2 separate regions of the Homo sapiens genome follow, and region 1 is linked to region 2. Evidence: read pairs that join two places in POLR2A ChIA-PET (ENCODE). Cell type or tissue: A673. All regions are shown on one strand. Links, peaks and the distances in the headings refer to the core of each region. The heading gives the core; the rest is flanking DNA.

Region 1 (2,922 bases), core at 149-2,648, 120 kb before region 2:
TTTCATTTCCAAATATTTGAGGATTTTTCAGGTATCTTTTTTCTTATTGATTTCTAATTTAATTGTAGTCAGAGAAAATTCTATTTATGACTTGAATCCTTTCAAATTTATCAAAACTAATAGGTTTGTTTTATGGCCCAGAATATGGCCTATCTTGGTAAATGCTCCATGTGCACTCGGAAAGAGTGTGATTTCTGCTGTTGTTGTTTTATAGATGTCAATTAGTTTAAGTTGGTTGACAGAGTTAATGTGGTAGCATCCCAAAATAGCAATATCTTTAGTCCCTGAGTCACACGTGAAGGAAAGCTTTTCAGGAAAGCCACAGAACAGGAGCACAATCACTGGACTTGGAATAAATGGAAAATGAACGTTTTTTGCATTGCACCATTGAGATCTAGGGTTTTAGCTTTTATTGCTCTAATATAGGACCTCGTTCCTGAAAGGCATTTTTCTAATATTTCCCTTTCTTCAGTGGAAAACAATATGAAACACAAGAGGGGAAGAAAGTGTCTTTTCCCATTGTAATCCTATAAAATTAGCAGTGGCCAGAATTAGACTAAAGACTGGGGTGGTAACTACCAGTCAAAAAATCTTAATCTTAATTTAAACATCTATCTACTCTTCTCACAAAGACTTGTCTCTCATTCTCATTTTTATACAAGATGTATTTTATCAGGAATTTGTTCATGATGACAGGGTGTTGGATCCAACACTTGGCTCAGGAAGGAGTTTGCAAATGGGGCATATGAATACCTTAAATCCTTCAGGGAAGGCTTGTTAAAACATGTGTGCTGTCTGTTTTCACCTTCCTCTCTGAGTTTCTCTCAGAATGGGATTCCACTATGTCCCTATTTATTGGGTGGGTGCGTGGGTGGGTGGGTGGATGGATGGATGGATGGATGAGTTGGGTATAACTAGGTTCCCAATCACAGAATACTTTTACCAAATCAGGACTTCAGCCCTCTGTAATAAGACAGATCAAACTTGTTCCAGTTCCCATTGGTTCATAAGACAAGAGTATTTAATTCCCTGACTGGTTGATCTATATAAATGGGGCCACCAGCAGACTAATGTCCAAAGCTGCAATGGTGAGCTAAGGTTTTTAAAAGTCCTGTCCTCACACTCCAGAATCCTCTCCAACTCATGGTTCCTGCTCAGTGTTCAACTGAGAGAGGCTCCTTGTTAAATCCTTGGGACAGAAACTTGTCTCCTGTAATATGGTGGATTAGGTATTGGAATTAGCCTCCCTGATGAAAGTAACTTTTTAAAAAATGGGTCAAATGTATTTTGTAAATCTTCCTAAAATCATGAAAGAGCTGAAAGGAGTTATCAGTACAAAGTAGAAGTAAAGGCTGAACCCCAGAGAGATATGGAATGCCGAAGAGACTTTTGTCCAGACAGTATTTGCCAAATCTGGACAATTTGAGCTTCAATGTTCACAACCTCATAGAATGTGGGAAAGAGAAGACAACGTCGAAGTCAACTCAAGCTTGAGAGTTTATTAGAAGACCCTCCTCAATCTCACCAAGACCCCAAAGGTCTATGCTCTATATGAAGCTGTGAAGTAAACTCTTCCGCCAACCCCCCACCATCCCCAGAAGATCTGAATTAACAGTTGCTCAGCGCTCAGCACATCAGAAGTGGGGGGGACGTCCTAGAAAAGTAGTAACCAAAAGCCAGCCCTCCAGTGAATATGCAGCTCAAAGTAAATCTCCCAGTGGTCCAAAATAAACACACTTTTAGTGCTCAGTGACCCACATTGGTAGTGCCCCCAGACACCTGTCAGTAATTCTCTGGAGGGATGCACACACAGCTTAAGCTACAAAGAGTGTCCAAAAATAATTTTCCAATAGAATTCCCAGGACAACACTTGGAGTCCCCATATGCTAGTCCAGATGCCCCCACTAACTCCAAATAATCTGAAATGTGTCCCTCCTACACCTTGGCCAGTGTGGAGGCGACAGAGCTAGGCTGGGCCTGGACTCCAGCACATCTTCGATTCATGAAGAAGAGGTTTGATAGAAAGTTATGGTGACAGCAAGATTCAGGGGTAAGATGATTAAAACCACCCAAGACAGCACCATTCTGAATCTCCCTCAAGTATTTCTGAGCACCAATTACTTAAATGCAATTGATTTGATTACAAATCATTCGTATCTATTGATTAGAATAATAAACAAATCTTAGCCTAATTCCAGTTACTATATATACTCAAAGGCAAGAAAACCACATCCGTGAAAATATAACCAATAATTATGTCTTTGCACTAACTTAGAATTTTTTTTTTTTTTTTTTTGAGATGGAGTCTCGCTCTGTTGCCCAGGCTGGAGTGCAGTGGCACTATCTCTGCTCACTGCAAGCTCTGCCCCCCAGATTCATGCCATTCTCCTGCCTCAGCCTCCCAAGTAGCTGGGACTACAGGCGCCCACCACCATGCCTAGCTAATTTTTTTGTATTTTTAGTAGAGACAGGGTTTCACAGTGTTCGCCAGGATGGTCTCAATCTCCTGACCTCGTGATCCACCCACCTTGGCCTCCCAAAGTGCTGGGATTACAGGCGTGAGCCACCGCGCCCGGCCTAACTCAGACTTTGATGCAGATGTGTCGTGTACACATGTGTACTAGAATGTGCACCAGGTTTTACACCATGTACAATACACATCTGTTCTAGCTTAGGGAAACCCTTTAGGTTTGCTTTTAAACAAATCTGAAGACTAAGATTTGGCTACAAGTTATTTCTTTGGGAGGTGCTTTCAGAAAGTAGTGTGAGGGTTTGGAAATTGAGATGAGAACAGAAGAAAGGTAACTTGTTAAGAGGTTAAAGAGCAATGCACCTCCATCCCAAAGGGCTCCTCTGTGAGACTCCTGTGAGCACACCTCAGAGTTGTGCTTTGGAAGGGTGAAAAGCGGGGGTACTTACCCA
Region 2 (2,922 bases), core at 162-2,661:
CAGTGCTTGCACTGCTCTCCCACTGGGAGAGAAGCTTATGTCTCTACCCCCATGGATGTTTTGCTTGGCCACGTGACTCACACTGGCTGATAGGATGATAGTACGCATGACCAGGCAGAAGCCTCATGTGGGCACAGATGGTTTACTTGCCCTCTGAGCTCCTCCTATTCTCCATGGGAAGCTCATGCTCTGGAGAGCCACTGCTCCAAGGAGAACAAAGCTCTGTGGAACAGATCTGAATCCCACATCCTCCCTGGAGTCCAGCCTGGCCCAGCCAAAATCCCCTGAACCCCAGCCAACCCACAGACCCATAAGAAAGAAAAATAAATGCTTGTTGTTTACCACTGACTTTGAGGTGTTTTGTTATGCAGCATTACAGTAGCAGTGACTAAAATAACGAAGTAGGAAACTTGCTCCAAACCTTCCCAGTGGGCTTCCAGGGACTGATTTACCAGGTTAATAAAATGCTTGGAGGTACCTACTTCCCTTTACTTCCCTGGCAACAGTTCCAACCATTTGGATCTGGCTGTACTCTCCATTAGTCCAGTTACTGGGAAAGCTCTGAGCTTTAGAAGTCTTTCACTTTCAGTTGGTTTTTACTTTCTGAACATCTAAGCAGGCTATGGAGCTCCGTGGAGGCTCCCCTGTTCACTGTGGGCTTTGAGGAGGAGTCTGGCTTGGCATCTTCTAAAGGTGATGGAAAAGTTAATTGTATAATGGCACTCATTAATAGACAGGGCTAGACAGTCAGAGCTGTCCTTGAGTCAACTGCTTATGGCAAATGAATGGAGAATTGAAGCTCTTGCCTCCATGATTCGTGACTGAAAGAACAATTTATTCAGAAATATCCACTGATTTTAGAAGGAAAAAATTCTCATTTGAAATTATCAGGCATTAGCCTTGATTCCACAATTCCCAGCATAGTCTAGTTTTGCAGGTGTGAACCACAGCCTTTGAAACTCATGAATTGGGTGAGCCCATTGGAGCAAATCTCAAATGCAAATTCCTTCTGTCTGACATGAAAGCTTGTTGAAAAGTTGTTATGCTAGATTTTGCAAAAAAAAAAAAAATTGGTTGTAATTATTCACTTCTCATATCCACATCCCTTTGCAATTTGCCTTTGCAGACCCTCCTATCAAGAGACAGAGATTTCCCCACACTTTAAATCTGGGCTGGCCTGGTGATTTGCTTTGACCAGTGGAATTCAGAGGAAGTAATGTTGTGCCACTTCCACTGAATGCTTTAGTTTGTTCTCTTGGAACTCTGCCCAGCCTTCATGTGAGCAAGCCTGGCTTTCTGGTGAGAGATGGCATGAAGCACCAATGAGTCATCCCAGCTGAAGTCTTCCTAGACAAGTCAACACAAAGCTTGCCCTAGACACATGGGTAAGTCTGGCCAAGACCAGAAGAGCCACTCAGCTGAGCTCAGTCCATATTCCTAACTCAAGAGAATCATGACCTGAGTAAATAGTGGTTGTTTTAAGCCTCTGATTTTAAAGTAGTTTTTATGGAGCAAAACTGATACAATTGTCATTACTAAGAATGCATTAGGACTACCTCACACCCATCAGGATGTCTACTAGCAAAAAAAAAAAAAAAAAAAAAAAAGGCATTAGTGAGGATGTGGAGAAATTAGAACCCTCATACACTGTTGGTGGGAATGTAAAATATGTAAAATGGCATAGTCACTGTGGAAAACAGTATGGCAGTTCCTCAAAAAATTAAAACTAGAATTACCACATGATCTAGCAATCCCATTTCTGGATATACAGCCGAAGTAATTTCAATCAGTATGCCAAAGAGATATCTGCACACCCATGTTCACTGCAGCATTATTGACAATAGCTATCACACAGAAGCAATCCAAGTGTTTATCAATGGATAAACAAAATATGGTATATACATACAATGGAACATTATTTAGCCTTAAAAAAGAAGGAAATTCTGATACATGTTACAACATGGACAAACCTTGGGGACATTATGTTAAGTGAGATAAGCCAGTCACCAAAGGACAAATATTATATGATTCCACTTATATGAGTTGCTTAGAATGGTCAAATTTACACAGATAGAAACTAGAATGGTAGTAACCAGGGGCTGGAGAGAGGAGGGTAGGCAGGGGATGGGAGTTATTGTTTAATGGGTACAGAGCTTTAGTTTTGTAAGATGAAATGAATTTTGGAGATGGATGAGGATTTGGTGATGATTTGCATAACAGTATGAATAAACTTAATACCACTGAAATATACTTAAAAGTGGTTAAGATGATAAATGTTGTGTGTGTATTCTACCATAATTTTTAAAAGATAAATGCATTCAGGTGGTGTTGGGAACTTTCTGGGAGTGAATAGTGTTCAGAGAATCCTCAGCCAATCTGTGAAAAGGCATGAACTGCAGGGGAGGAGAAAGGAGGCACAAACACCACTGTGAAATGCCAGCGGGATGGCGGGTGGTTCAGACAGGGCTCAGAGTAGAGGGACTGTGATGTTAATGTTGGATGCTGAATTCATCAGGATTCTTTGGTTGCAAGTGACAGAAAACTAACTCAAACTAGCCTAAAGTAAAAAATGAAAACTATTTTCTGCCACAGCTGACAGCAATACATGCTCAGGCACCTCATAGAACTGAAGAAGGACCTGCCAACAAGACTGGGTCACCAGCTTCCTCTTCTTTGTTCTCTCCTAGAGCTCTGGCTGTGAGCAACCCCTCACCTCCTTCCAGATCAGTGACCCCAGAGGCAAGTCAGCTTCTCCAGCTCCTAACTGGAAATCCTGGGGAGGCATCTGATTGGTCTGACTTAGACCCCGTGTCTACTCCCAGACTAATCACGGTCTAGGGCAATGGAGGATTCTGATTGGCCAGACCTGGATCAAGTGATCCTGTGGCCAGGGTGGGAGTGAGATTTGCTTCAGAGAAGCAG

What was found. Peaks named below come from ENCODE experiments on the same cell type or tissue, not always from the same donor. Only the 100,000 strongest peaks of a DNase experiment are listed, where the experiment ranks them.
Region 1: POLR2A ChIA-PET joins it to region 2 with 9 read pairs; 2 of 35 experiments call an interaction of 5 or more read pairs at or near these places.

Annotation. Positions count from the first base shown.
Region 1 is chr20:39,237,691-39,240,612 of GRCh38, reverse strand. No RefSeq gene overlaps it. Among named protein-coding and RNA genes, the nearest start is that of LINC01734, 14 kb to the right of the region's middle. In A673, for the core only: no CTCF peak of the experiment used is centred there; no DNase peak of the experiment used is centred there.
Region 2 is chr20:39,116,126-39,119,047 of GRCh38, reverse strand. No RefSeq gene overlaps it. Among named protein-coding and RNA genes, the nearest start is that of LINC01734, 110 kb to the left of the region's middle. In A673, for the core only: no CTCF peak of the experiment used is centred there; a DNase peak (open chromatin) is centred at 1,287.